3 separate regions of the Mus musculus genome follow, and regions 1 and 2 are each linked to region 3. A link is a loop called in an ENCODE intact Hi-C map of the cell type or tissue named here. Cell type or tissue: gastrocnemius. All regions are shown on one strand. Links, peaks and the distances in the headings refer to the core of each region. The heading gives the core; the rest is flanking DNA. Region 1 overlaps Ttc23l (tetratricopeptide repeat domain 23-like). Region 2 overlaps Rai14 (retinoic acid induced 14). Region 3 has its middle 43 kb from the start of Gm19276.

Region 1 (10,742 bases), core at 2,909-7,908, 370 kb after region 3:
GAAGAATGCAAGATAAATGGAGTGAATATGTTTTCTCAGTAGCCTCAAGGTGACCAGTGCCGTGAAACGAGGAGAAACTAGGGGACATTTGTGGAAGCCAATGCAGACGCCAGGCAGTCTGTTTCTTTACATGCTTGAACTTAAGCTGATGAGATTTCAGGTTCCTACTCTTTCACTATGTAAAGAACCTGGCTTTGAAGGGTTTCCATCCGCATATAGAGAGGCCTCTTCAGCAGGCTGTACTCCAGAACCCATTTTACATGTGGAGACACTGAAAACTGAGTTTCTAGCATTAATTTGTCCAGGAAGAGGCAAGGCTGCTGGGATTTTACTGTAAGTCTCTAATTGCTCTCTTTCTGCTAAGACAATGAGATATAGACCTAGCTAGAGCCCATATAAGGGGAAAAGAAGAGTCTTTTGAAGTCCTCTGCTGTAGTAGATATTGCGTCAATAAACGTTTTTCTTTCTGTGAAACAAGCCCGTATCTCATTTCCCAAGAACTGCTGAGCAAAGCCATGGGGCAGTTGCCAAAGCCCAGATGGCCAAAAGCAGGGCAGGAGTTGCTCTCTCGGCTTCAGCATCGCACTGGAACAATCAGTCCCAGATGTCCTGGGACCCCGCTCGTGTCCCAGTGTGCTCTCGTGTGCTTTGTGACACCTCCTTCCGGGAACTCAGTGAAATCCACACTGGACTGCCATAGCCAGCAGCCTGAAGTCGTGTCCTATGGAGGCTCTGCAAAGAAGTCAGAGCAGAACGGGCTGCTTGGGGCAGGAGTTAATTCCAGAGCAAAACAACAGTTGCAAGGGCACCGCTTAAGATCTCAGTGGTTAGAAAAGACAGAGAGAACTTCTGATTTGTAAATAAACTTGGAAGTTGTTAAGTTTCTACCTGAGTCACAGATGCACTTCAGGTTAATCGTTCGTAGGTCAAGCTCCTAAAGAACAAGAAATACTCAATGTGTCCAAGAGACGTTCCTTTTGGAGAAAATATACACAGAACCAGTTTGAAACTACTCTGTAGTATGTTTTAATAGAATTATAAATAAAAAACGATAGGGAATACGTTGTGAAGCCAAAACTGTGAGTGTAAACGGCATGCAGGAAGGGTAGGGTATCTTCAAACATAGATAGATGACTGAAACCACAGATAGAAAAGAAGCCAGAGTGGGTGTTCCTCGGTAAGCACTGTTGTGAAGAAACTGCTGTCGTGAGTTGTTACACTTTAAGGTTCATAGATAATAGCAAGCTGTGGATAAACTTGAGGTGAAATATTTGGGCCATACCATGGGGTTTTCATAAACTATACTACGTGTTCAGACTTATACAGAAGGCAGCTATGGAAGAACTTCGAACAGGATATGATAACAGTTATCAGCTTTCAGACATGAACTTCAATAGCAATGGATGTGAAAGACAAGTAGGGAGAAGTAAGGAGCACACTGGCAGGCAGATCCAATAGCCTAAGAGAAGGATGCTGAGACCCCTAAGTACCTAAGCTATAAGAAAGGAATGTATTGACGATATATTGAGAAACATTCTGCCATCTGAGTTGAAACCAATTAGATGTGAAGTATGTCAGTGGCAAGACTCAAGTTGGCTTTGAAGTCCCCGGCCTGAAAACGAGATAAATATGTAATGGGCAGTGCTGGCAGAGGAGACCATCCTGGAGGAGAGATACATAAGACTTAGGGAGATAATGATTTCCACGTTGCCTGTGCTGTGTTTGAGGTACTCCCTGTACACCCATTTGGCAATATCTAGTAAGCTGTTGGCTGTTTGGAGCAAGGACTCAGGAGAAATATTCCTTCCGAAGCCCATGAGAAGGATAAAACAATCTACAGAATGTGTGTATATGAAACAATGAGACTTGGAAAGAGTTTTGGAGATAATTCATGCTTATTTGGGAGAGATTATAGCCTGATTTAGTAGCTGAGTACTGGGGTACAAATGTAGTGAGAATTCCCAGCTTACTCTATCTCTAAACAATAATAAGAATGCTCTATCTAAGCATTTAATATATGTCAGAAACACAGCTTTCATGAATTGTAGTAGGGGTGGTGGTGGTAATGGTGGTTAGTTGTACCAGCAGTAGTTAGTAGCAGCAGTAGTAGTAGTAGTGGCAGTAGTTAATTGTAGTAGGTAGTAGTAGTAATAGTAATAGTAGTAGTTAATACAGTAGTAGTTGTTAATAGTAGTAGTAGTTAGTAGTAGTAGTAATAGTAGTAGTTAGTAGTAGTAGTTAATAGTAGTAGTAGCAACAGTAATATTAGCAACAACAACAACCATTATCATTGTATTATTAGATGGAGACTCAAAGAGACCTTAGAAAAAAACAGAAAAGAAGCCAGCGGAGGAGAAACTTTCCAGAAAACAGTAATTACCCTATTGCAATGAAACATTAAGGAACTGTAAACAACCAGTGAGCCGACAATTTCCAGTCTCATGCAGCATTAACAAATCCAAGTGTTAGCCGAGAATTTGTGATAATGAAGACTGTAACTATAAGTCCATTTTTGTGAAAAAGGTTGCAGAGTCCGCCCTCTTCGTATTTTGTTGATATGATTGGTTGTTATACTACCTTTTGTTGGTATTTTGAAGGGAAAATGGTTAGTAAAACATTTAAATGTATGTGTCCCATGACTCTGAAAAATGGTTCAGAATCCATCCTTTGAGATCTGTACACAAATTATGTGCATGTCTGTCTTTACCTTCCTTAACAATTTGTTTCTAATAAGAAAAAATATGGTAGACGAACTCAAATGCCAACCAGAAGAAAGAGTGCTGTATGTTACAACATGGTCATTCAAAACCATGAGTTGTAGCTTTGGAGAGTCACAGAGAATACCTCAGATATATTGGAAGGAGAAAGAAAAAAAACCCCTATTGGTTTTTAAAAATATGTGATTACTAAAGATAATAGTATTATCTCTGGGTCATTTGTGTGTGGAGATTTTGTGCTATATATCTCTGTTATTTTATTTTAAAATTTATAACATGCATCTTATTTGTGATGATGGAAAATAAATTTAAAGTATGTCGTTTAAGTGTCAGTATTAAGAGCTAATTTAGTGTAGCAGTGGGATTCAGCCAGTGGCTGTGGTATAACCTGGCTCTTTTATGTGTTAGCATATGGTCTTGGACAACTCCTCCATGAACTAGGGATAAACATAGAATGCTCAGCTCATAGGGTTGTTGTAAGTCAATGAGTTAATGTGAGTAAGCTGGCTTGGAAAGCCATCTGGCCTGGAGAGTGTATGATTGGAGATGATGACAAAGACTGACAAAGATTCCAGATGTGGAGAGAATGGCGATGAAGAAGCCATTTTACTGACAAATAGGACATCGCCATTTGCTAACATTAGCATGAACTCCATTAGTAGAACAACCTCTTGAGATTAATGTTTGGGCCAACACCTGCCTAGATGTGCTACATAATCAGAAAGTCACCATTACCTTGCAAAGTGCCCCATCCCCGTTACAGGAGAATCCTAATTACAATAATGTAGAGCACATACTAAACATAGTGTTGTGAAGTTGTTTAAATCTTGTTCCAACACTTTCCATGTACAAGTTACCCCACATTTCAGCTTTCTTTAATGAGGAATCAAACAGTATCTGTACTCTACAGTGCAGAGTGAGAGTATTTACGTACTTCACACCAGCGTGTGCTAGGCCATGGGAGACTGATAGATACTGGCTGTACCTATGAAGCCAGACTTATTAGTCGGAAGTAGGAAAGCAGAGAGCATCTGCTTTATTTTCATCACAGCCAAACTCTCTGGGATAATTGCAAGCTGAGAAGTTATATTGACAGAGCTTTTTTGATGGATGGATTTTAAAGCTGCATATTCCAACACAGGGGGAAAATAATATTTACAAAAAGAGAACAAACCAGAAACCGCAAAATTCATTGACCTGTTAGGGTCCAAGCATCTTAAAACAAACAAACAAACAAACAAACAAACACACAAACAAACAAAAACCTTTATTATAAAAAGAAAACTTGTAAGAAAAAAAAATGAAACAAAACAACATTATACAACAAACCCCAAAACAACACATCTTAATAATCGTCTATAGAGTTAGAGCAGAAGCTGTGGCGCTTCACGTTGGATTTTACTCTTTAGCAAATGTCTTTTAGTGGACTTGTTCACCACCCAGAAAGGAAAAAAAAATCTATGACATAATTAGAACCAAAGAAACCATCACCTTTACATCCTGTTTCATAGCTTGTGTCTACTACCTGCATTGAGTCCTTCCTCAAGGCCTCTTGGTCACAGAAACACAACAGAGCAGCTACTCCTGGGCTAGGAGGCTGAGAGAGGTAGAAATGGGCCCCGGGGCAGTTACCTCTGGAGAGACCTGTATCAAGAGTATACTTGTCTTACTCATGCTTTCAACATCTGATAAGACCCTCCTAAATAACTGGTACAGCAATAGATGTCACAGATAAGCAACATAAATAAAACACATTCACTGGATGTCAGAGGTAACCATCGTAAATAAACCCCAGTCATTCATGGTAAGGGGGCAGCCCACGATGCAAGGAGGAGCTCAAAGAAACAGTAAAATACAGAGTGTGCATTCCAGGTTAGAGCCCACTGTGTGATGAGAATAGAAATGAGAGAGTAGCTATAGGACCCGGAAAAGCCTCCATGGGGTAACCATTGAGCTGTTTTCCAAAGGGCAAGTTTATCCAGATGGAAAAAAGTAGCTGCTCCAGGAAAGAAGAAAAGTGCATGCAGAGACAGAATGGAGTGAAGGAGGGCGATGCCCAGGACGAAAGGTAAGTACTTGGCAATTGCACAGCTCTTGCTCCTATTTCCGATAGGGAATGGTGACTGCCGAGAGGTGCACACAGCCTCCCTGGAGTGGGAAAGAGCTGTGGTCGAAATCAGCTTAGGAAAAAAAACAAGCAGCAGCCAACAAGGTGATGTGGGTGCTGTAACTGGACTGGGAATTCACTACATCTGCTCCTTACATCTGTAGAGCAAATTAATATTTTTTAATGCTATTGTGTTTCTATGAACCTAAATTCTTTTTGCAATAGTCAGTTGTTCAAATCAAAGGGTGTAGGACATGCTCGATCTGAGGGTTCAAGAGTCCTTCTATAGTTTGGTAAAGAATTTGGGTTCTTCTTTAAGGCATGATGCAGTCTTAGGATAACAATTATGTCACCAATCAACCATTTACCTGATCATAGAAAGTTGACTTGAACATGTCCCTGTGACCTAATAGTTCCTTACGATTCACCGTAGTTAAGAGTAGCAGCTCAAATGCTAACCATGGAGGCATCTGCCTATGGTCTCAGCTACTTGGGAGGTGTGACAGGTAGAACACTTAAGCGTTGAGGTCACTGTTGGCAACACAGTGGGTTATAGTTTCAGTGTAGCTCTGGGAACAGGGATCCCTGGACCACTAATACTTTCTAGATCTATCTAACCCCATTTCCCTTGTCTATAAAATAAAGATGAGTACCATCCTTGTGTCAGGATCACTGTGAGAAACAAATGGAGCGCTTACAAAGCATTCACCCACAGTAACCATGTACTAGGTTGTCAGCCATTTTTATTATTGTGATTTCATGATCTTTTGTTAGAGCATCGATACTCGAAGCAAATGGAGGCAGGGGCTGGCTTCTTGGGAAAGCTAACACTAATCTCATGGGGAAAACATTTTGTTGGTTAATGTTTCAAACAGGATCTAGAACCCCTGAAAACAGAAAAGGAAACACAGTTAGAAATGAACACTCAAACACAAAGAAGAGACTGACTATACTTAGCAAATCTGTGTGTCTGACAACATAGGGTTTTGGACAGGGGAATCCTGCCACCGTGTGGCAGCTGGCTGACTCACTCTCCTAGCAGTCACGGAGCTCAGATTTTTGCCCACCTCTGATTTAGTGGGACCCTTGAGCAGAACTGTATCTGTGCCTGTTTCCTCTGCTAACGTTATCTCTTGTTACTGACAAGGTAACTAAAGCCATAGGTAACTTCCTGTATCTTATGTAGCCCGGTAGCAGTCAGAACACGAAACAATCTTAAGTGAAATTGTGTATTTAAACCCCCAAGTTCCTTGTAAATTGTGTATCAGATTTCTGTGGAATATAGTTACTCCATCCCTCCAAGGGTTATGAAATCACCCTGTTTTAGACTGAAGGCACGGTGTCTGAAAAGCACTCTTCATAGAAACTTTGGGGATGAGTATTTTGGCCTACAATCCTAATAGCAGTTCAGCTCTCCCAGTATAAGGAATGGGAGCATAGAAGCCTTAATAGGAAGAAACAGGCAAGGTGGGTCCTCTTACAGCGTGGCGTTTGAATCTCTGTGCCCATCGGAAATTACTTGAAAATCCTGAAGTACATTGGATAAATTAGATAGGTTTTCCTCAGCGGCAGGTTAAATGCAACCCAGGTAGTTACGATACCCAGAGTTTGTCATTTAAGTCGAGGGAAGAAGAGCTTTGGTCTTTTGGGCCAAATCCAAGACTCTAGTCCTATTTTGAATTTGTTTAAACACTCATTCAACATGGTTAGATAGGGTAATGTCAGGTCATGCGATGCTGTCCTAGCCTCAGAATGAGCACAGCATTTCAGCACTGATAAGGCAGTGAGTGATGTGGTTGGTGTTGGGGCAGGGGCATCTGCCATTGGAGAGTAGAACCAACACAACTGAAAATCCCTCTTCTTCCTTTCTAGATCTTGAGAGTGTTATCAGGGACTGGAAACTCTACATAAGATAGACAACAATAAAGACAACCTTGTTGCTAACCAGAATTCGAGAGCACACCATATGTTTATCAGCATGAATGCAACAACAGCGCCAAAGTGGAAGCGAGTTTTGTTTTGTTTTGTTTTAAACTAAGGATTCTAATGACTCTTGAGGAAAGACTTCCATTTCACAGCCTTGTGGGTAGGCTATGTAAGAGCTATTAGAAACCAGGATCTTGGTTTCTAACAAGATAACCTGGTAAAGAAATCCTTTAGGCAGTACTCCATGTCTCTGGGTCTCTATCACCTCCCATTGCTCTTTTCTAATTGTAACTCAGTGAAGTCTTGACTTTCTTCTTTTAGCTACTGTGGGTTGAACACAACCACGTGCTGAGAGGGCTGGAGAACTGCACCAGAGTCTCAGTACCTCACTGAGCAGTTTATCAAGGAACACGCTAATAGACTGGAAGTGGTTTCAGTCACAGCCTGTTTACAGCCACCGAAACTGCTTTGTGAGTAACGCTTGAGTCTCCTGCGACATCTGCCTTGATCTGATTGTATGCTAGAATCAGAAAGGACCTTATTTTATAAGTGACCTGTGGATAGTAGAAAAGAGATTAAGGCATTTGTTTAAGGTTAGTCTGGTAGTTATTCCTGGATTATAGATGGGGCTTCCTTTCACACTGCCTCCACCAATCTAAGGATTTTAAAAACTTTAGAAAGGGGAGGGCTGGAAAGATAGCATATCAAGGGGTATAAGCATGAATACCTATATTCGAGCACTGAAGCCATGTAAGATAGAGGGCTGCATGTGGTGGCATGTATCCGTAATCCCAGCACTCCTAGGAGACATGAGAGGCAGAGACAGGAGAATCTCCTGGGAGTAAAAGCTGATGGGCCAGCTTAGCCTGGAGTATTGCTGCTGCAACAAAATTATGTTATTTTTCATGTATGCAAAAAAGGCAAGAGAGAAATTTCATATTAGTTTAGACAACTTTAAAAAAAAAAGCCCCCCTTCAGCTTGCTACCTGAATTGACTTAATGGAATTCAAAGACTTTGTCTTTGGGAAACTTAGTGTCTCGCTACCAAGTACCCTTTCAATTAGTACTCACAGAACATTTCCGTTCTTTATTCAAGAACTAACTTGTTCAGCCTGTAAAATCCAGTAATCATACAATTCCAAGTGATAGGAAGTGATGAGCAGTGTTTGGCTGTGGCCAGAGCACACATATACCATTTCATATCAAGGCTAGCCCACAGACTGGTTGGTTTTCTCTGGGCTGCTGCCATCTTTTCCCCAGAATGCCTTAGTCTGGCAGTCAGAATCAAAGTCCCCAGGTGCAGTCCTGACTCTGCTTTTTTATCATTGATTGTTTGCTGGTTACTCGGCTTGTCATTGTTAGCTTCAGTCCCGCCTGGAGATGGAACTTCTGCTCTCATCCAGAAGTTCTGATTGCCTCAAGTAGCATCGGAAGAGTTGTCTCCACTTCCATATAGTGGTTTATTGTGGGGAGCGGGTGTGGCGGCAGTCCCAAAGGCGCCAGGGACTGCAGCTAAGTCATATGACTTGCACCTGACTTCCTCATATAAGACACAAACATCTTGAGTGCTGCGCAGGTGTACCAGGATACAGGTGAATCCAATTTGGTGGAGATTTGCCCCTGCTGCACTGATTAGCTGAAGCCTCGTGACTGGCGAGGGGGCGTGGCCTGCGGTGCGTGGATGAGAGAGAGTATAAAAGGAGTGAGAGGCCCAGGGTTCGGGGGAGATATAAACAAGAAGAATCAGGACTGAATAAACTGCTGTTAGAAGGACTGGTGGTCGCGTCGTTCTTGCTGGTCGAGAGCGGGCGCGACAGTTTATGGATTTGGGAAAGATAGAGACACAAACCACTGTGGTAACTGTGTGTTTAGAGGTAAGAGTAGTTTCACCAACTTAAAATCTTATTGCTTTGTGAACTCAAAGAAACAGTAGAAATGCTGAGTATAACGTAACCTAATTTTGAAATTGCACTATCTTTGGAAAACTAGGTAAGTACCAAGCTGCTTTCTAAATTCAATCAGTTGGGAGCCAGCAAGTGGATTCCACAATCAAACTCTTGATGTTTTCTACATCCAAGTGCTAACCAGGGCCAACTCTGCCTACCTTCCAAGACCAGACTAAACTCTATATGTTTGGGGTAGTATGGCTGTAGACATATGCATACAGTTGCTAATGGGCCTGAACTACACTACTCTTTTGAATTAGTTAGTAGACACTGGCATTTTGGGGTGTATGAGGTTAAGTTATTTTCTTATGATCTCCATATCGAGTTAGAAGAAATCCAAGCCCAAATCAGACCATGTCATATGGAGACGTTTAAGCAGTTTTAGCAAAGTTTCTGCAACCTGTCCATCAGCTCGTTGTACTTAAGATGTGAGTCATCAATTCACTCCTTCGTATCAAAGTTCCACCTGTTCAGAGACCAGACAATACTGTTCCAACCTAGTTAGTAACAGCAACCAAACCTCTCGGATAATAACAGCAAGCAAAACCTTTCAGACAGTAACAGTAGGAAGGAAGACTATTTAGGAACCAAACTTCTATATCATCCCTAGAGGGACAGGCCACAACCCTAATAGATAGGACTCATCTTTTTCATGAAAGGGTAAGGCACTTCTCTGAGTTAATTTAGTCAGTTTACAATCCTGAATTTCTTTAGCTTTACCAAGGGTATCTATAGCTATCGTATACGAATCCATAAGCTATTTAATTTCACAAGAAAAACATATTGCAAAGGTAATCAAAACTCCTATCCATAACAGATTTGCACATTCAAGTACTCCTAGCGTTCCTAACTGCAGCACTGTCTATTTGCCACGCTCTCCGGTTGAGTCAGCTTGACAGGCTGAGGCTTAAAAGCTACTCATGAGGCAAAAGAGTTTCATAGAAACTCGCTCCTGGAGTCTGGTGTTCTCTCTAACCCATACATTAATTTTCCATTCCTGCATTAGTCTAGTGTATGGATCCACGTGCTCTCTTTTAGTATTATCCTATAAGTGCCTTTTAAGATTGAATTCTGACATAGTTAAAGCCTTCCGCCAGTGTTCCAACAGTCCTAGAACATCCTTGAGAAAGATCATGGGCTTGAAATTCAGTAAAAATGTTGCTATTCACTGACATTCAGAATAGTCTCTGATACTACACTACCACTTTGAATAAAAGCTAGTCACTCCCTTACACAGGAATTTACCATCACTAAAGACCTAAGGGGAAGGTGGACTATACAATAGACTAAAATAGGAACTATGGCAAGGGCATGAAGCCCTTGAGCCTGACTTCTAAGATTAGTGAATCTTAGGTGGAGCCCTTGTTGATCCCAGTTGTTAACAATGAATTCTATCCCAGGTGGTTCCTGTTAGACCTTCTGTGTTTGCATTCCTCTGTTTTATGTAAGAATCCAGAAACCTCTTTGTACCCAAACTTCTTTGTATGTCACCCAACTTCCTTATTGTCTTCTGTATAAAAAGTCTGATACTCGAGTTGACATTACATTCAGATACTACACAACCTCTCCTGTGTGCATCTGTCTGTCAATTTATTCGACGCTTTGCCCACCTGAGACTAGAGACCCGTTCCACGCAGACAAAGGGGCCCAGAGGGTCTGCGGCATCTATTCCCTGAGACGGAGGTCTGTTGTGGTATCAATGAGCATATTGAAGTGCATATACCCTGACATGATTAAAAGCAACACTGGAAGGTGAGGATCAGGCTCAGTGGCTCAGCAGTTGCTCAACATGTGCTCAGTCCCCTGATTTATATTTCAGGTGACGAGGAACAGGAAATGTGAAGGTAGGAAGGGGCGGGGTCTGTGCATTTAAAAACCTGCAGTAAACTGAATGCCGGTACATGTGTGAAGGCCTGCAGACTTTTCAAGGGTTTGGGCTATCCCTCTGCCCCTTTTTGAGGCAGTTCTTTCGTTTGTTGTGCTGTGTACTCCAGACTAGCAGGACCACAAACTTTGTGCTGATTCTGGTCACCTCCCATCTGGCCC
Region 2 (10,742 bases), core at 2,588-7,587, 290 kb after region 3:
TTTCTTAAAATGTGGATATAATATATTTGACTTTCTTATTATATTTATGAGTGGCTAATATTTAAAGGGGTTTTTTTTCCTTCTGAGTTCATAATAATAAGTCAGGCGAGCAAGAACAACAACAGCAGCAATGAAATGTCAGGTAGAAACAGGATAGGTTTTACTGCTAAGACAGCATAGGATATAAAGAAGATAATCCATATTCAGATAGTGGAGAGGACTGTCGAATCTGGTAGGTCCTTGTAAATATGCTGGCATGTTTGTTAATACTGCTCTCAACCCACAGTAGAACTTTGTAGATTTTAGAAGCTGGTGTTAGGTAATAGATTAATGCTACCTAGTTAATGCTCTGACAGCTTTCAGAATTCCTTGACTTGACACCTTTACTAGAATGCCTTGAGAGTTTACCCCTGAAACTCTACAAGCCTCCTGTTAGGCTTAGCCATAGGGATTACAGCATGGATTGTTCAGCACCAGGGAAGACAAGGCTTGGAAGACCCCCCCTTTATTAGTGGTTTTCTTTTTCTTTTTCAGTTGAGTGATGTGTCCTCCCCACGATCAATAACATCTACACCACTTTCAGGAAAGGAGTCAGTATTTTTTGCTGAAGCGCCCTTTAAGGTATCCCCTTTTCGTGTTGGGGTTTCTTGGCGTATTTATGATACCGATGGCCTTGCTTTAATTTATACAACACTGTGCAAACCGTATTATACCTCTGAATCACTGTGTCATGACATTTCACCATGAAGAGCCCCTTGATTATTTTTTCTAGCGAGGATACCATGAAACAAGATTAGAAAAATAAATCATATTTACTGATAATTTTTAAATAAGAGGTAAATGCCATTTATATAAAATCTTGAGGTCATAGTAACAGAGGGTTTTTCTTGGAGTTGAAAAGAGTGAGGAATCTGGGAAGATGTTGAAGGAAAAAGGACCTAAGCACTCTATTCGATAACACAGTGACTACCATTCATAGTGTGTCGTCTTCTTTAAAATCGTCAAGGGCTAGGAAGATGACTCAGTGGATATACTTGCTGAATGAAGAGCTGAGGTCACATCTCCAGAATCCACATAAACCTGTGTTCAGTTATTCCTGGGTTGACACTCCTGTCGTTCTTAGGGTGAGAGGCTGTGTTGCTAATAGAGAGGAAGGAACACCCAAGGTTGCCCTCTGACCTCCACACTCACCCATGGAAGCATGGGTCCATATGCACACACATACAGTGTGTTCACACGTGCATGTAGACACAGAAATAATCATTAGTGAGAGGACGTTTTGGTAATTTATTTAAAAGATTTATTTATTTTATGTATATGAGTACACTGTAGCTGTCTTCACACACACCAGAAGAGGACATCGGATCCCATTACAGATGGTTTGTGAGCCACCATGTGGGTGCTGGGAATTGAACTTAAGACCTCTGGAAGAACAGTCAATATTCTTAACCACTGAGCCATCTCTCCAGCCCAATTTTAACTACAAAACAAAACAAAAACTTGAAGCAATGTTAACTCTCACAATTTAGTCATTCTTCATCATATAAATCAAGACATCACTATGTACACAATAAATATATGCAAAATTCATAAATAAAATGTATTGTTAATTTTAGAAATTTTAATTTTTACTTTAAGTACATCGAGTGTTTTAATAATAAGTTTGCTCTCTTGTGCATGCAGTTCCCTCTGAGGCCTGAAGAGGGCGTTGTATTCCCTGGGATTGGAGTCACATAGTCAGTTATGATAACAGCATGTGAGTGCTAGGAATTGAACCCAGGTTCCTCTGGTAGAGCAGCCACTACCCTTAACCTCTGAACCATTAGTCCAGCCAAAATTAAAATTCTTAAAAACTGAAGGTGGTACAATTTACCTACTTCTGGTTGGTAACACTCATCTCCCTTATTCTGGAGTATAGATTATTTATAAAATGGCAGCTGTATTTTTTTTTTTTTTTACGGATTCTCTACATGAAATACAGTATCCTGTATTGGACACTAGGATAGAGACAGATGTGGTAGTGCACACACTGGAAATATCCAGCTAAGGAAGCGGAAGCACAAAGATCAAAAGTCCAGTGCTAACCCAGGAGATAGCAAGTTCATGGCTAGCCTGAGCTTTGTAAAGTGAGGCACTTGGCTCAGTGTTAATGTGTAGAAGAGCCCAGACCGTGCCCCTGGTGTGAATATAAAAAGGCTACCAGTGGGAGAGTGCTGTAATCTGGACACACACTGTTGTAAGTTAGTTAGCAATCATCCATTGTGCTGAGGTGTCCATTTTTGGCAAATGTATTATGAACACAGACGTTAATGTTAGCAGACACAGGGTAATGTTTCATAACTGCTTTACAAATCTAAAGTTTTCCAGGTGTGAGGTGTATTTTTTTCAGAAAGGAAAAGGTCTGAAAAGAGACGGCTCAGTGTCAAGAATGTGTGTTGCTCTTGCATGAGACCCCAGTTCCAGTCAGGCACCCACAGCAGACAGCTCACGGCTGCCTTTGACTCCATCCAGAGGGTCTGACACCCACTGCTGGTCTCCCTCACATGCATAATTAAAAACACAGTCATTAAAAACCATTCCATAGCTCAACAATAGCTCACCTAGAACTGATCTTACCAAACCGAGTTGACATTTCCAACCAAAACAACAACAAAGCTTTTCTCATGGCTGCACAAATTCTTTTCCTGACTATAAAAGCAGTATTAATCTATTTTAGAAAGTCCATTAGGCCTTATTCTACCAATTCTGTAAAGTATGTATTTAGAAAGTATTTTAAAGAAGAGGGGGGACCTCGGTTATAATGACTGTTTACCTAGGCATCCCTGGGATGTTGTAGTTGGACAGGGGAAATTTCTAACTGTTAAACGAATCCCTCCTGTGTAGCTGGTTGTGTATTTACATCCTCCAACTCGGACTTATTAAAGGTGAATTCTGAGGCCCACTCCCGCACACTGCCACTTCCTTTACTTTAGGCCGTATCAGTAGACTTTTGAGATGAACACTCATATAGGCAACACAAGGGAATCATGGTCCTGTATTAGCGTTCTGACGTCATCTAGTAAGATTGTGGCTGGAGAGACACAATGCATTGCAGCCAGCAATACCGTGAATTGTAACTCTCAACAGTAAGGTGGGCTCTGGCTCCTAAACAACACAAAGCAAAGCAAGATTTCTTTAAGTGCCAATTTAGAATGGCTGAGACCAAAGGTTGATGAGCATGCAATATAGTCGAAGTACATCTGTCGTTTTCTCCAGGTGGGATTGTAAAATGTTAGCTATTTTGTATGTTTCACAATTCCTTTACAAGTTAAACATGTGCCTACTCTATGATCCAGCCCTGTGTGTTTTCCCAACAAAAGGAAAAAAAAATGTCCATACAGAATTGGATACTTAAATGTCCCTGTCTTATTCACAGTAGCCTAAGCTGAATTGCCATCAGTACTGAGTGGATGCAGATAATACGATATATCTGTGTGAAAGCGTATCACTCAATGATGACGTGCAGAAGGGATGAGCTGTGTGGCATATAAACAGCACCAGACATAGAAAGCCGTCAATAATAATAATAATAACAATAATAACAATAAAAACCAGCTACACATATACCCTTACTGTGTGGCAGTCCATTGTAGAAAATGAAAATCGGGGAGTCCTGGCCGCCTGGGGACAGAGCAGGCAAGGATTGGCTGTGAGAAGGAAACCTTGGGGATGACTGATGGAAATCTGTGGTTGCCATGGTGCTGCTATCTGTGCTATAATCATTTGCTATAATCTCATGAAATTGTCAACTGTCATTTGAGGCAGTTTGCCACCGTTCGTATCTTTTACAGCTGAAGAGAAAAGGGCGGGACAGCCATCTTTTATCAAGTGTCAAAAATAAGCCACTGTGCTACCAGTGACCAACTCCGTATGTTCCTGACACTGTAGCTCACCTAGATGAAGTACAGGGATTTCTGGCAAGGTGTTGTATTGAGTGAGTTCAAGGAACCTTGCAGTAATTTAACAAAGTTTAAGGACAAACAAAGTCTTAAGGGCATTAACCATCAGTCCAAGACCATGAAAATTTTTATTCCCTTACAAAATGTTTTCCTCCCAGACAGCTCTTACGTATTACTATGTCCTTTAAACGGATTAATAGCAGAAAATTTAACAAGTAATAGATGTAAAAAAAATCATGTTTAATATACTTAATTAGTCAATTCATGACACACATAAATACTAGTTCTATTTAACTATATTATAAAAAAAAAAAAAACAAAACTCTGCTATCTCAGGTTTTAGGATAAAGTCCAGAAAAAAGGCTGCTATATAAACTATAATTTAAAATATAACTACAATTTCTAAAAAAATATTCTGAGAGTATATCCTCTGCAATTTCTGAAATTTTCAAAACTATACTTTTATAAGTAATTGTCTCTTACTTGCATGTATTTTCTTTTATTTGCATATATTTTAACTGCCTGTTTTCCTGTTGTGACATTTTCTATCATTTTACTAGTGGATTCCCAGGAGACCTTCTTTCTGCGGTCAGACTCAAGGAGAGTAGTCAGTGTGACACTTAAGTGTAATGAGCACGATATTCAGGAAAATTCCTTAACTGTCATTTGTGTTTCTACACACAGGCTGAGATCAGCTCCATACAAGAAAACAAAGACAGGCTGAGCGACAGTACTGCAGGTATGAACAGGAAAATCGCCTTTCCTGCCTTTGACCACATTTAATTTCTTACATGTTTACATAAGGAGAGCAGCGTCCAGTCAAGCCCTCTGTGTAAGGTCATGAGAACCAGCTCATGCCTGTCCCAGGACTGCCAGCAGCGCACAGGCGTGCTTTCTCCACTAGGAGGGGTTTATATGTTAAAGAACTAAGCCAGCAGTGCACAGGCGTGCTTTCTCCACTAGGAGGGGTTTATATGTTAAAGAACTAAGTTTGAGTGTAAAAAAAAATTCCATCTTCAGTTCTCACTTCCCATTAGTATTTTCTCTAATTAAGAATGCGGCAGTAAATAGTGTTGGCAGAGTAGCAGCAGTGCCCGGAGGACTCAGAATTTCCTGTCACCTTACGATTGTAGACAAGTTCAGATACCAGTTACTGTACCTCCCACTAAATGCACAGCAGTTGTTGGACCTGTTTTCAGTCTTAGTTATTTAGTGTGTCAAAAATAAGCTATCAGATTGCTATAGCCTGTGTATTTCATCTTATGCATTTACAGTTTGGGGGTGCAGGCCACAGGTCTCAGGCTTATAGCATCTCACTCTCATTGTACCCAAGCAGCAAGGTATATCACCAAGACAGAGGGGACTCTATAGCCCTGCTGCTCCCACTAGCTAACTTTAATTCCCACCGTGGGCTCTAAGTACATTTAGGTAAAGAAAGTGCCAGTAAGTCAAATGCAGTCGCAATGGCTTCACCAACACAGGGGCTAGTCAGTGGTGCCTTTTTTTAAAATCATCTTATTTATTTACATTCTAGTCCAATTGTGCCTTTTAAAGATCTGTCCTAGGACCCCAATTCTGAGGCTAGCCTGTGCTGTATAGTAAAACCCTCTCTCAAAAAGAAAAACAAAAAAAAAAAAAAATGAAGAAGTCCCTTTTAAAGGAGATGCAGATAGATACCTATACCCACTGTGTTGCAAAGAATATATCTTTAGAATTCTATTGAAATGAGTCTATAGGATTTCCAAGGTCCCCTTTTCTCCAACATTCACTTTCTTATAGTGTATGTTCTATAAATGTGTGGATTTGTGGACTTTAGAAATTTAATTTTCTGGGGCTGGTGAGATGGTTCAACAGTTAGAGTACTGGCTGTTCTTTCAGAAGTCCTGAGTTCAATTCCCACACGGTGGCTCACAACCATCTGTAAGGGGATCTGATGCCTTCTTCTGGCCTGCAGATTTATATGCAGCAGAATACTCATACACTAAATACATTTTTAAAAAAAAGTTAAATTTTCCAAATCTTAATTAATGTAACTGAGTAAATGTTCCATTGGATACTTTTAAAAGAATCTATTATATTGTAGAAGAAACTTCAATTTCAGTTGCTTAGGATTGTTCTCAGGCTCTCATTATGTTAGTTCATCTCCCCCAAAATGAAGACCCCACCCCCACCCCCAGACTTCATGTCAGAGGGACTCAGAGAGCATCACCTAGTACCAGACATGAGAAGAGAGGGACTCAGAGAGCATCACCTAGTATCAGACATGAGAAGAGAGGGACTCAGAGAGCATCACCTAGTACCAGACATGAGAAGAGAGGGACTCAGAGAGCATCACCTAGTATCAGACATGAGAAGAGAGGGACTCAGAGAGCATCACCTAGTATCAGACATGAGAAGAGAGGGACTCAGAGAGCATCACCTAGTATCAGACATGAGAAGAGAGGGACTCAGAGAGCATCACCTAGTATCAGACATGAGAAGAGAGGAACTCAGAGAGCATCACCTAGTATCAGACATGAGAAGAGAGGGACTCAGAGAGCATCACCTAGTACCAGACATGAGAAGAGAGGGACTCAGAGAGCATCACCTAGTACCAGACATGAGAAGAGAGGGACTCAGAGAGCATCTCCTAGTATCAGACATGAGAAGAGAGGGACTCAGAGAGCATCACCTAGTATCAGACATGAGAAGAGAGGGACTCAGAGAGCATCACCTAGTATCAGACATGAGAATTGAGGGACTCAGAGAGCATCACCTAGTATCAGACATGAGAAGAGAGGGACTCAGAGAGCATCACCTAGTATCAGACATGAGAAGAGAGGGACTCAGAGAGCATCACCTAGTATCAGACATGAGAAGAGAGGGACTCAGAGAGCATCACCTAGTATCAGACATGAGAAGAGAGGGACTCAGAGAGCATCACCTAGTATCAGACATGAGAAGAGAGGGACTCAGAGAGCATCACCTAGTATCAGACATGAGAAGAGAGGGACTCAGAGAGCATCACCTAGTATCAGACATGAGAAGAGAGGGACTCAGAGAGCATCACCTAGTATCAGACATGAGAAGAGAGGGACTCAGAGAGCATCACCTAGTATCAGACATGAGAAGAGAGGGACTCAGAGAGCATCACCTAGTATCAGACATGAGAAGAGAGGGACTCAGAGAGCATCACCTAGTATCAGACATGAGAAGAGAGGGACTCAGAGAGCATCACCTAGTATCAGACATGAGAAGAGAGGGACTCAGAGAGCATCACCTAGTATCAGACATGAGAAGAGAGGGACTCAGAGAGCATCACCTAGTATCAGACATGAGAAGAGAGGGACTCAGAGAGCATCACCTAGTATCAGACATGAGAAGAGAGGGACTCAGAGAGCATCACCTAGTATCAGACATGAGAAGAGAGGGACTCAGAGAGCATCACCTAGTACCAGACATGAGAAGAGAGGGACTCAGAGAGCATCACCTAGTATCAGACATGAGAAGAGAGGGACTCAGAGAGCATCACCTAGTATCAGACATGAGAAGAGAGGGACTCAGAGAGCATCACCTAGTATCAGACATGAGAAGAGAGGGACTCAGAGAGCATCACCTAGTATCAGACATGAGAAGAGAGGGACTCAGAGAGCATCACCTAGTACCAGACATGAGAAGAGAGGGACTCAGAGAGCATCACCTAGTACCAGACATGAGAAGAGAGGGACTCAGAGAGCATCACCTAGTATCAGACATGAGAAGAGAGGGACTCAGAGAGCATCACCTAGTATCAGACATGAGAAGAGAGGGACTCAGAGAGCATCACCTAGTACCAGACATGAGAAGAGAGGGACTCAGAGAGCATCACCTAGTATCAGACATGAGAAGAGAGGGACTCAGAGAGCATCACCTAGTATCAGACATGAGAAGAGAGGGACTCAGAGAGCATCACCTAGTATCAGACATGAGAATTGAGGGACTCAGAGAGCATCACCTAGTATCAGACATGAGAAGAGAGGGACTCAGAGAGCATCACCTAGTACCAGACATGAGAAGAGAGGGACTCAGAGAGCATCACCTAGTATCAGACATGAGAAGAGAGGGACTCAGAGAGCATCACCTAGTATCAGACATGAGAAGAGAGGGACTCAGAGAGCATCACCTAGTATCAGACATGAGAAGAGAGGGACTCAGAGAGCATCACCTAGTATCAGACATGAGAAGAGAGGGACTCAGAGAGCATCACCTAGTATCAGACATGAGAAGAGAGGGACTCAGAGAGCATCACCTAGTACCAGACATGAGAAGAGAGGGACTCAGAGAGCATCACCTAGTATCAGACATGAGAAGAGAGGGACTCAGAGAGCATCTCCTAGTACCAGACATGAGAAGAGAGGGACTCAGAGAGCATCACCTAGTACCAGACATGAGAATTGAGGGACTCAGAGAGCATCACCTAGTACCAGACATGAGAATTGAGGGACTCAGAGAGCATCACCTAGTATCAGACATGAGAATAGAGGGACTCAGAGAGCATCACCTAGTATCAGACATGAGAAGAGAGGGACTCAGAGAGCATCACCTAGTACCAGACATGAGAAGAGAGGGACTCAGAGAGCATCACCTAGTACCAGACATGAGAAGAGAGGGACTCAGAGAGCATCACCTAGTATCAGACATGAGAAGAGAGGGACTCAGAGAGCATCACCTAGTACCAGACATGAGAAGAGAGGGACTCAGAGAGCATCACCTAGTACCAGACATGAGAAGAGAGGGACTCAGAGAGCATCACCTAGTACCAGACATGAGAAGAGAGGGACTCAGAGAGCATCACCTAGTATCAGACATGAGAAGAGAGGGACTCAGAGAGCATCACCTAGTACCAGACATGAGAATTGAGGGACTCAGAGAGCATCACCTAGTATCAGACATGAGAAGAGAGGGACTCAGAGAGCATCACCTAGTATCAGACATGAGAATAGCACCTTATCGTCAGATACAGCTTTACTTTGTATCCATCCAAACTGAGACTTTTCCTGTCTGCATCAAGTGGCTGTGGTAAAAATGAAACGCATAAAAAGCCATCTGCTGTGTGCAGAGTGTGGTCTGTCACCTGTGGCCAATGATCATTGTTAAAGGAGCTGCCGTCAGGAAGTAACACAGCTGGGCCAGTACACACAGCTTCATCAGGTAGATATTTTTGTCCTAGGAAACTTTCCAAATGCACTGTGGCAGGCATTCTGAGGAAAGTCCCTTGGGTCACTGAGCACCCAGTAGTCCTCCTTGTCCCAGTGAGAACTCTGCTCAGGGTTCTTTGATGTTGCTTTGGTGTGCTGATTATAATTAGTACACTTAACAATTGTGGCTTGCCAAGAATGGTAAATTTAGTATGATAAGGAGCGATCATTCCACGCTAGGCTGGTTGGCGAATGCTTCTTAGTAGAGCTTGACCAGCGTCCTGAAGCCTTTGTCAGTGAACAGTGAAAGAAACGTGTGTTGCAAGTCTTTACAGAGCACAGCACAGACTGTGAATAGGAGGAGAATGGAAATCCAGGAAAGGTTTTGTAAAGTCATGAACTTGAAAAGGCAGATTCGGGGCAGACATTTGAAGTTCTGCCCCAGCAGTAGATTGCTTGTGTAGGGAGAGGAGTTGAAGCCCTTGAACCAAAGGAGAGCCCCTCCCTGTGCACTGGGAAGGTTGTGCTGGTGTTCCTGTGCGGGCTGCCTTTCCCTGGGCAGAGGGAGGAAGTCATCAGCCGAGTGCCCCAGCCAAGGTGTCAAAGCCCGAAGGGTAAGAGAGAACAGAGAGAGACATAAGAAGGCTCCCAGCTGGGACACAGGGCGCGGAGAGAAGTTAAGTGAGTGGGTCGTGTACTGTGAGCTCTCAGTGTCTTCCATTCAGGGAATGTTTGCAATTCCACAGCGAGAAAACACCAGCCCCCGAAACACCCCCCCCCCCCCCCCCCCGGCGCTCTGCCTGGTGGGGTAGAGGTTACAGGAAAAACATTTTCACTTTTAAAAGTTGTCTCTACATTCCCCTTTCTCTTTCCCCAAGGTGCTGACAGCTTGTTGGATATAAGTTCTGAAGCTGACCAACAAGATCTTCTTGTCCTGTTGCAAGCAAAAGTCGCTTCCCTTACCTTACACAATAAGGAGTTACAAGATAAATTGCAGGTTGGTGAATCTATTACAATCTATTACTGACACAGACTATCTAAAGTATTGGTTTGTTCAGGGGTAGGTAGGTATACTTTAGGTAATTAGCCTAAAGTATCTGCCCAGCCCTGAGTGGGGCAGCTACATCATCTCCATCCATGCTCGGGGCACATCAGATTCGTGTATCTTTAGTTTCTTTTTAAGTCTAGTTAGCTTTTTTTTTTAATGGTTTCAGATTTTTTGTTTACTGGTGTTCACTAATTCTGTATCTGGAAACTGCTATATTATGTATAACTATATATAGTTTGATAAGAAGTGACAAGTATAAAATTTAAATATAGAGTATAGATAAAATTCATGTATCTGAAGCTAGAGAGATGGCTCAGCCGTTCAGCGCACTGGCTGCTCTAAGTCTTTATTAAATGAAAGTAGCATATAGATTAGATATATGGCTGGATGGATGGGTAGGTGGATGGATAGATAGATAGATAGATAGATAGGACAGAATGATATATGACAGTTTTCGTTTTGGCTTTTTGTTTGATAGTTTCACATGTTTATATAATTGGTCACCACCCTCCTGTTCCCCTCCCATCCCCCCTCTGTCTCCTGCTGAAGCCCTTCTTCTTAACAAACTTCTCCCACTTTCATGTCTTCTCTGTGTAACGC
Region 3 (10,742 bases), core at 2,139-7,138:
CCCTCTGTCCTGACCAGTCATATGTGTTTGTTCGTAAGGTATTTTGTGAGCATATCACATACCTTATATACTGTACAAGTCTCTTGGGAAGAGTGGATGAACACAAAACAGATATGAAAATCCTGCTCTCATTGACTCCATGGTCCAATAGAATAATAGAAATTTCACAGGAAATCGCATAGATGATTGTTTTACTATAGCAACTACACCTACTACAAAGGACTTGCTTATTTCATATTTTCTGACCATCTTCCAACTTGCCCATTTTTAGGACAGTTTAAGCCATGACTCCATTTCTTTTCTCCAGTTTTTACATCAGTATCTTCTCTTGAGACTGGCTGGCTCTAAAAACTCACTTAAATAGAATACAGCAAATGATGTTTTATGATCCCTGAGTCTAGACACATTGGTTGTCTCTTCTTCATTCACAGATTACCCTAAATCAACCAGTGTTTATTGTTCATGGCTGTCTGTGGGCTTGTAATTTGGAACTGGCACAGCTAATTTCAGGATCCCTCTTGAGGTTTATAAAGATATCGGATAGGACTGGCCTCACTGAGGACTGACAGGCTAGAGGACCCACCTCCGAGCAGTTAACTCTGCTCACATGCTGCTGGCAGAAGTCTTCAGTTCCTTTCCGGCTCGGCTTGTTCCATGCCATGTGACTTTCTCAGTAGTGCTATTAAGGGTCATGGAGGCTGGTTTTCCCCCCACAGTAAGTGACTTAACAGAAACAGAAAGAGGAAACCACAATGTAGTGATTTAAATATTCCGAGGTTAATAACTAATACTGGGAAAATTAATATGGTGGCAGTTACTTTTTAACCAGCTATTACCCAAAGAAAAGGCACAGAGACCCTTAGAATTATAATAAGCTTCAGAGCACTGGCGCTAGCAGGCATCAGCCCTCTTATGTATTTTCTCTGTTCTCATGCCTTGAGCCCCAGTATATTACTTGCCATATTCGTTGATGTTGCTCCTGCTTCGTCAGGCCAGGTCTCACAGCCACATGCTGTGTCCATATTACCCCATGGTGACTTCTTTCCCCCTCCTCCTCCTCCTCCTCCTTTCCTCGATCTCTCCTGGTTGTCCCTACCAGTGATCCCAAGCCTGGAAACCAAAGCCTGCCTGCATCTCTTCTGCCCAGCTATCAAGTGGCTGTCAGCAACTTTATTAACCAATCAGGAATAACTGGGTGGTAAGGTTTACACAACAAAGGCTGATGTATGTGAGAATCTGCTCGTCTTGGAGCAACCAGATCTTGGGATGCAGAATTTAGCATTTGAACCCATAGAAATAGATCAAACCCCACCACAATGTCTTCATATCCTAAAGTTGGGAATCAAATACCAGAACTCTGTCTTATTTGATTATTTAGAAATGAGTCACCATTATTACCACCCACATTTAAAAGATAATTGACCTGAAGATAATTAAGCTCTGCAGATCAAAGGTAAGATTGTCAGAGTATTTGTGGGCCTGTCTAATACTACCACAGCAGGCATGAAAAAGGATGCCACTTCATAGCCGCTTGAGTGCCAGGCAGCAAACAGATAACACCAACAGTAAGAAATGTGAGTGCAAACAAATAAATGTTCATGTCCCTCCCAAAGTCACTTGTCTAAACTTGACCACTCTTAGGATATGATTAAATTATGGGAGCAAAGACCTAGAATAGCATTAGTGTCCACAGGGGGAAAAAAAAAAGAGTCCAAAGAGAAATCTCATTCCCCTTCTGCTTGTGAAGTTTCAGTAAAAAGATGGCTGACCTGGACCATCCCCAGACACTGAAACTCCAAGAAACTTGGTCTTAGACTTGACAGCCTCCAAGGCTGTGAAGAATAGGCTTCTATCATTTGTGAGCCACCTAGTCTATAGTATTTTATTGTGTGTCTTAAGACAGTGAGTAAATTATTCCATATAACTTCAGCCATGTTATTGAGACCTCACCAACACTACCACCACCATCTCTGAGTGCTACCAACTGCTCAGAGAACATCTCTCCTGGCAACTTTTCTAGCTCCTGAGCATAAGTTGTGTCTACTTCGGTCATAGACTTCCTCTTCATCAGATGGCACACTATGTGCCACAGAGATTACAGCAGGGATTCTCCGGGTCAAGGACAACTTTTCTGCTGCTTGAACATAGATAATTTGTTTTGCTCTTGCAAGCCCTAGGTTCATTATTCCTCAATTTAGGAGACAGGTGTAAATGAGGCTTACTGGGGGCTGGAGAAATGGTTCAGGTTAAGAGCAGTGGCTGCTCTTCCAGGAGTCCTGAGTTCAATTCCCAGCAACCACGTGGTGGCTCACAACCATCAACAGTGGGATCTGATGCCCTCTTCTGGCATGTAGGTATACATGCAGATAATGTACGTGCGCGTGTGCGCGTGTGTGCGCGCGCGCGCACACACACACACACACACACACACACATAAAATCTTGAAAAAAATGTTGCTTACTGATGAGTGCCATAAAACATGGCTCTCAATACATGTTCTAGGCTACTGTTTTTTATTTTCATCATTATTATTTTTATTTTCATTGATATATATATACATATATATGTATGTATGTGTGTATATGTGTGTATGTGTGTATATACACCTTTTCCCAGAGCTTCTGACATAAGTTCATGCTATGAAAACCTGGTCTCACAAGTGTAGTGTTAACTCCTCCTTGTAGTTCATTAAGACTTTGTCAGACATTTTCAACTTCCATTGATTTTTACCTCCTGAGTTTCTATTATCCTCTGCTTTCAAAACCACTCAAAGGACATAACATATTAATAAATTAGAAGTAGATTAAAGGCACATATTACAAAAATTGAGACACACACAAAAGTAAACTCTTTGTAAATAGCTGGCTGTAAACTAACATTGGGAAAACTCATGCAGGCCACATCCTATAACTATATAAAAGGTAAACTTTCTATACACAAAAATCAAAACTAAAGGTTAAGAATTCTGAGGCAATACTTGTTCTAGTATAAAACAACAGGATCTGATATCCGTGTGTGTCAATAAGAAGGAAATATTTTAATCTAACCAATAAGAAGGAGAAAAAAGATGAGTGATTAATAAAAGACAAATCACATGCATAAAGTAACAGAAATTAAAAATGAAATATTTTTATAGAAACAGAACAAACGACAGTCACTGGGAGCTCCCTGTTTTCACACATCCAGACTAAATACAATATTATTTACAAAACATAAAAGTGTGTTAGCATGAGCAGTCACAGGCTTGCTGGACACCATGAGCTACACCCTTCTAAGGTTCCTGAAGATGGAAAGTCACCAAGGCTCAGTTGATTGTGATTTTCCTTTTCTGTATGTCCCACAGGCACAGTCCTGCAGCTCAGCGCCAAGGAGAGGGTTTTTGGCTCTGCCCCTGTGCCCCAGAGAAGCCCAGCAGCTTCTAGGAAGGAGGAAGTCCGGTCTTACTCATCTCTTTTATCTCTCACCCTGCTCAGGGAATGTCAGTTCCGTTGAATTTAAATTTGAGATTGCTGAACGGCAAATAATAACGGTGATTTAGGTTCAGCAATCATGCTTTGAATATGGTAGATTGGTTTATAACACAGAACCTTAGGAAAAATAAGCTTGGAAGAAAACACACACCCATGTCCATCCCAGTGCCGTATCGTAAGTCAAATTAAAGAGGAGCACACTGCCAGAGTCAGAAATGCTGTGTTGCTATCATGGTATGAGTGCTGGCGTTGGGTAGGGTGTGCCGCCACAAAAGCCTGCTTTTCCTGGCCCGTCCCTGTTCCAAAATGCGTTTAGCACACTTGAGGCATTTGTTACCGCAGCAGCCAGACCCTTGGGACCCGTTTGCTGTTGTACTTCCATTTACTGTGGTTTATAACAGAATACCTGAGACTGAGTACGTTATAAAACAAGAAGGGCCCTGCTCCTGTAACTATCCGAATCTGTGAGAATGACCTTAGTCCACTTAGGAGTGCAGTGTTCTTATACCATGATAGAAAGGCTATTAAAACTCAGTGTGAAGTTTTAGAGTGACCATTCAGATCACAGCATTTCCCTTGACATGAAATAGAGGAAGAGAAAGGGGAATGTGGGTGCATGAAAGAAAGAGGCGGCAGGAACTCATCCTATCCACGGTAAAAGGAGGAAGAGAATGGGTAATAAGATGTCTGGGGCTTTTTTGACCAGTGATAGAAGTAAAGGGAGATGTTTGATATTAGAGAAAGCCTATGAATGTTTTTTGAATTTGTTAAAAATGTAAGATGAGAAACAATAAAACAAAATCAAAGAGAGGAAAGAATCCGAATTGAGGTCAGCAACAGCCAAGAACGGTGCTGTTTTTCTAATCATTGGCCACGGTGGATTGTCAAGTTCCTTGTCTGGTCTCAGTGGGAGAGGAAGAGCCTAGCCTCACTAGCCTCGCAGAGACTTCAAGTGCCAGAGTTGGGTGGATACTCAGGGGGACCCCACCCGCTCAGAGAAAGAGAGGAGAGGGTATGGGGGAAGGATTGGGGGGGGGGGGGTGACCGAGAGAAGGGCAGTGAGCTGAATGTAAAGTGAATAAGTAAAAAGTAAAATTAAAAGTTAAAAATAAAAATAAAAATAAATCCTCAACAGTCTACACCACTAGGTGGCGATGTAGAACAGCTGACAGTCTGGCAGCCGATTAGTTGGCCTTTACGGCGTGCTCCGTCCACCCACCAAGAAAGATTCCAGTTTCTATATTGAACTTGCATGCATTTTAATATTAAATGCAATTTATCAATGTTCATTATAATTGTTCAAAATGGCGGCCCAAAACAATGGGTGTTGTAACTGTCTGACTGATTGTTTCCCCCAATTGTTTAAGACTTTACACTTTAACCTCGTACTTACTTATTTACTTATCTATTTATTTATTTAACTTCTTAGGAACTTGACATGACTTCTGTGTTGGAAATTTCATTCTAGACAGGTACTTCTTACCAAAAAGATGAGACGATAAGGTATTGTGTCTGAACAATTGGCTAGTTGGGCTTTGGAGAGAGAGAGAGAGAGAGAGGAATAGAAGTGAGGTGGGGTGGAAATGGGGTGGGCACAGGGGTAGAGGTAAGAGGGGGGCTGCAGAAATATCATGTTTGGTAACACTTTTTTTCTTTGCGAGATGACCATTGAACAAGCCAGGCTAGACCACGGTGGTCTAGATAATCCTAAATTTCCACATCTCTTCCTGCGCTGGCATTTCTCATTTTGTTTAATATCCCCGTGAGGCTGAGTGTTTCTGTTCAGCAAGAAATATAAGAAATATTTATATAACTTTCTAGGAAGAATTCCTAAGGTAACCTCATACACATCACACCGTGAAAACTATCAAATAATCGTGTATTTTCCTAGTCATATGTCTTGAGAGGTGTGTGTCTATGAAGAAAGAACAGATAGTGAGAGAAGAGCCAGAGAGTCCGTTTGGTGATTCCAGCTCTTTGAGTGAGCTCATCTTTAGTCTTTAGTCCCCAGGGTCTCACATGTAATGTCCCACAGAATCTGCTGTCCTCCTGGGGAGGGAACTACGAAGCGTACGAAGCTGCAGCTGTTTATTTGGAGATCTGAGTGTTTGGAGGTGCATTTTGGGAAAGTAGGGAAGCTTTTTTGGTCCATAGCAGATTCTCTCTCTCTCTCTCTCTCTCTCTCTCTCTCTTTTTGTGTGTGTGTGTGTGTGTGTGTGTGTGTGTGTGTGTGTGTGTGTGTGTGTTCTAGCTCACCCTTAGCCTGAAGACTCCTGGAGGACATCTCTCCACAGATGCCTGTGACACTGGCCACAACCCGTCCAGATGGCTGTCCCAAGTTTCAATGCTTAGCAACTGGCTGCAGAAACCATTTTAGCTGCCATATAATGGTGAAAGGCTCCCAATTTCATATTACAGCATCCTGAAATGAGTAACTCGGCCCCAGCATCCTCAAACAAGAAACTCTCCAAAGAAAGAGCTTACATATAAGCATTAATAATTTATAAGCATATTGATTACAGACTTGCTACGGCTGACTCCCAAGTACCACTGAAGTGACATCATCCTGGAAGCCACTTGCTTGTGGAGTGGCTGCTTTCTTGTATATGTCAATATTTCCATGGGAAGGCATTAGGAACTGGTCTTCTTAACTGGATCCTCACTATCCACCAAACATTCACTTTGCCTAGGAACCGTTGAGTCAGAGGGCAGTTAGCACCTTGATGACATAGCATTCACCTTTCTCTGTGGCCTTCACTCCAATGTTCTTTCTTCTTTATCAGGAACTTGTTTTGATATTTTATCCTCTTTCTCTGCCTAGTCTTAAGTCCCAGTTAATATAAGTAATGAATCGTCCATTTCAAACTCTTTGAACTTGTATCATGTATACAGTTGGCTTATCACTTTACATGATTAAAGTGTATGGGAATATATATATATCACTTATATATATTCCCATACACTTTAATCATGTATGATTTAGTCATGTATACTCATGATGTCTAGATTGTCGCATGTATATTAAACTTGGGTAATATTCAAATCACCTATATATGTATATACGTACATATATATTTAAATTTAAAAATTTAAAACTAACAATATATATTTATATATATTTTGAAAGACACGGAGTGAAAGATCATGTATCTATATGTTGACAGTAACTTTTCAGTATTAGAAACGCTTCATTTGCTTATTTCTCTTCATTTTCTTGTATGCTTCCCAAGTTTCCAACAATACTCAAGTATTGTTTTTATAGCCATAGAGAACCAGAGTGCGTGATTTGGGGATGATAATAGGAAAGCATTGTGTGTGTGTGTGTGTGTGTGTGTGTGTGTGTGTGTGTGTGTGTGAGAGAGAGAGAGAGAGAGAGAGAGAGAGAGAGAGAGAGAGTGTCTTAGAACTGGTAACTGAAATGACCCTTAACTAATTTTCCACCTAATGGACACTAACATGATTGATGTCACCTAAACATTCACTTCTCATTAACAGAGCAGGGAATCCTGGACAAATCCTATCAGAGCCCGAGGAATCAATCAGGATTATCTGCAAACACTTAATCCCATGCACATCCTGTTTCCGGGACTTCCCAGGCGCAGGCATTGTGAGCCTTCCAGGCAGCTCCTGGGGGCCCTGGAGCAGCACTTGTGACGAAAGCTACCACAATGAAGGGCTGCTGACGTCAGGATTGGAGACGTCCCAGATTTCCTCCCCAGCAGTCAAGAGTCAAGGCGTTGGAGATCTTGACCGTGAACCGCCGCAGGCGGGAGAAACCACAGTACAGTACGGTTAAGTTGGTGTTGCCGATAAAGAGACAGAATAAATAATGTTTAGTGTGAGTGCATCTCAAACATTGCCCAGGATTCACTTATACTAAAGGATTAGTTATCATTTCTCTGATGTTCGAATTTAACTGAACTTTCTTACTGTGCTTTTAGTTGTTGGATATGGTAAAATGGAGAGCCTTCGCTGTCCCCTTCTGATTGGTTCGCTTTACTTATTAAACGCAGCTTTCCTGTGACCACTTATGTTTTATAAATACATGTGCCAGACCATTCTGATCACGTTGCTGCTCTAAGTAAGCCTGGCAGGTAATAAACAAGGAGGGACTAATGCAGAAACTTGGACTGGGCTGGCTGTGGGAGGGAGAGCCTCCAGTATTCTCCCTGGACACTGAAAGCAGTAAAGAGCTCTCGTGGTGATTGACAGGACCATTTCTTGACCGTTAGCTGGCCTGGTTGTTGTACAAAGAAGGTGGTGGTGATAGCAGGCAGTGAGCTCACTACCCTGCCCAGACTGGAGCTGTTGTTCCTCTGAGTACGAAACTGTCCGGGGGCGAGAGAATTGGGCAACGAGAAAGAAACCGCGTGTGAGGTCGAGCTTGGGTCATGGCCTTGCTTCCCACAAGGCACCTCTTGTCTCTAGACTGGGGAAGAACTGATGCAAGGCAGTCTGAGACTGAGAGCCGTCTATCACTGCAGGTGAAGTAAACAGCTAGCCAGCTGGCAGAGTTTGAGGGTCTGACCCAGCACCCTCCACTACCAGCAATGTCTCCCAATCCCAGTCTTTGGTCTCACACCTTGGGGACATCAGGTCATCTGGACTAGATCCTTCCAAACAAGTACATGAGAAAAGACTCTTTACCTGACAGTTTCTTTATGGATCCTGTCTGCCCCCTTCTGGCCTCTGCAAGCACTGAATGTATCTACTGCACAGACCTGCTGACAAAACCCCACACATATAAAATAAAACCAAAGACTCAACCTAGCAATCTATTTAGTTACTGTGAAGAAGCAGATGCTGTGCGGTTCTGGTGTGCGTTCCCTCTCGGTCTGCAGCTCCCTCTCCCCACCTCAGCCCGAAGAGCTTTCAGAGAAGCCAGGAGAGTGTTATGGGTTGGATGACATCATTCTGAAATCCTCCCCTCCCCCACCCCCATACTTCAGAATGTGACCTCAGCTGGATATAGGTTGTTGTAGATTATTAAGTTAAGATGAAGTCATTAGTGCAGATCTTGATTAAGTACATGTGCGTGGCTGAACCTTTATGCAAGTCAGAAAGTTGGACACAGAGGCAGACGCACAGAGGGAGACTGCGATGTGGAAATGCAGGCAAGAAACAGGGCGATACATTTTCAGGAGAGGGAATGTCAGTGAATTACAAAGGATCACTAGGAGCTGGAAGGAGGAATGAGTCCTGTCTGGGAGCCCTTGCACTTCAGGTCCCACAGTTTAACACAGTACAGTTCCCTTCTTTTGTCAGAGTAGCCCAGGAAACATACATATCACCTTGACCACATCGTTCTTCTCTTTGCTTAACGTTCATAGAGGCATAAAGAACAAAAATGGCTGGAGGGTGAAGAGGAGAGAAGTGGGCGTGGGTGTCTCACAGCAACCTCAGAACTCCGAGCCTCCGACTGCTGTTGGGCCAGAGCCCAGAACTTAAGAATTTCCCAAAGTGAAGAAGGATTTGGGGCTGCCAGGGACTGGTCCTTCGGAATCAGCCCATGATCCAACAGAACTGACTGGCTCTGACTTCCCACATAGTTCAGTGCCTTTCTTTGCTGCGTCCCCATTGTTTCTCCTAGAGATGGGGTAGGTCTTTGGCCTCTCTAACACCTCAGGATTCAATCTTCTCCCATCTCTAGTTTTAAAGGCTTCTAGCTTCCGTTTCCTGTTTTACTGGCCCCGCCCTGGTTTTGCTGTTAGCACTCATGTGTTGACACAGAACCCTCATGGGGACCCTGGCCCAACTTCTTTCTCTTTTTACGTGTCTGTGTTTACAATATGTGCCCGTGTGTATGTGCTTGTGCATAGGTAGAGTTGTAAAGGCCTGAACTTGCCCTCGCGTGTGCTCCATAGGTTGTGCTCCATAGGGTTCCGTTTTGCGGAGGCACGATCTCTCGCTGAACTTGGAACTCTATTTCTAAGTAGTCGTCTAACTAGTCTAACTAGTCGTCTAACTAGTCTAGCTAGCTAGCTTGTTCCAAAGATCCCCATTGTCTGATTCTCAAGCACTAGGATAATAGGCAGCCTCCACACCCACCTGGATTTTATGTGTTCTGAGGATCTCCATCTTGCCCCACTGAGCCATTTCCTCCAGCCCCAGCCTTACCCCATGTAAGTCCCCAATAACAGAGCAAGGATGTGAGAGGCTGTGTGGGAATCATGGGCGAGAGCAGAAGGCAGGGTGTAGAGAAAAATTACTTGGCTCAAATCAAAATAACAGGAGCAATTATTCATGCCTTGGATTTCCTAGGCACTTTTGTATATAACTCCTTTAAATACCATATCCTCCCAGAAGAAGACTGTTAAGGCAGATACCATTGGGTGGGGGGTGGGTGGGGTGGGGAGTTGTTCTATTGTTTTTGAACATCTTCATGTTACAGCTGAAAAAACTGAGGTTCACAGAGTTTTCAGAACCTGACTTAAATCACACAGTTAAAGAGGAAGGAAGACAGTAAGTATCTGACTTTCGGTTGTCTGGTTTAGTATTTGGTTTAGTAGTTCAGGACATCAGTCTAGAGCCTTGAAGCCACTAGGCCAGCATTCTAGCCCTGACCTGCTCCATCAACCCATGTGTCTGTTTTCAAACACAAGTTGTTTGTGACCTTCAAGGCTCTTCCCCCTCCCTCCTGCTCGCCCTGCAGCTCAGCACTCAGAAAGGAATATGCAGCAGCGGCTGGGCCAACATGATGTAAGCAGAAACAGACCAAAACAGTCACTGACTTGGCTCTCCTTTCTTGTCAAGTACAAACTGGCCCAATACCACACGCCAATAACAAAAGCACCTTGCGTGCATGTAACACTTCACAGTTGCCAGCGTTCTTGTAAGCATTTTCAAGTGGTTCTCACAAATAATCCTATGTGGGATGCAGACAGAGCATGGTAATCTTTGTTTTATAAATGAAACAACCAGACAACTGTTTACTAGATCTTTGGCAGGACACCACAGTTAAAAGTAGAATCCAGATCCAATGCCTCAAGTCCTTCTTCCCTACTTCTGGGAAGTAAGGCTAGACCAGAGGAGGCAAATACTTGATACACAAAATTTGGCCTATCATCCTCAACATAGTTCCCCAGGCAGCCATTATTAGCCTGAACAAGGCAACCGAGCAGCTCCAAGCAGAAGCAGTTCTCACGGCAGCCTCAGAGACCTTATCCCTGTCCTTAGAGACATGAATCCCTGTCCTTAAAAACCTAATTTGAGACCTCAGAAAAATCTTCATACATATCCCAGGACAGTAAGTCTTACTGATTAATCTTTAAA

The links. A loop is a pair of places that touch in the nucleus more often than their neighbours do. Peaks named below come from ENCODE experiments on the same cell type or tissue, not always from the same donor. Only the 100,000 strongest peaks of a DNase experiment are listed, where the experiment ranks them.
Region 1: a loop joins it to region 3, with 6 times the contacts of the local background. A loop is called at or near these places in 28 of 42 quality-filtered maps.
Region 2: a loop joins it to region 3, with 5 times the contacts of the local background. A loop is called at or near these places in 5 of 42 quality-filtered maps.

The regions. Positions count from the first base shown.
Region 1 is chr15:10,496,134-10,506,875 of GRCm38, reverse strand. Ttc23l (tetratricopeptide repeat domain 23-like) reads left to right here. Exons shown (of 13, transcript NM_001378877.1): 12 at 4,685-4,785; 13 at 6,697-6,774. The coding sequence ends at 4,760. It also overlaps a transcript of Rad1 not described here. Among named protein-coding and RNA genes, the nearest start is that of Rad1, 15 kb to the right of the region's middle. In gastrocnemius, for the core only: a CTCF peak has its summit at 5,839 (motif pointing left); a DNase peak (open chromatin) is centred at 5,835.
Region 2 is chr15:10,577,717-10,588,458 of GRCm38, reverse strand. Rai14 (retinoic acid induced 14) reads left to right here. Exons shown (of 18, transcript NM_001166408.1): 12 at 535-621; 13 at 4,623-4,677; 14 at 9,973-10,091. Among named protein-coding and RNA genes, the nearest start is that of Gm10389, 17 kb to the left of the region's middle. In gastrocnemius, for the core only: a CTCF peak has its summit at 4,870; a DNase peak (open chromatin) is centred at 4,845.
Region 3 is chr15:10,866,440-10,877,181 of GRCm38, reverse strand. No RefSeq gene overlaps it. Among named protein-coding and RNA genes, the nearest start is that of Gm19276, 43 kb to the right of the region's middle. In gastrocnemius, for the core only: CTCF peaks have their summits at 4,412 and 4,618 (motif pointing right); DNase peaks (open chromatin) are centred at 4,447 and 4,624; H3K4me3 peaks cover 545 bases; H3K27ac peaks cover 311 bases.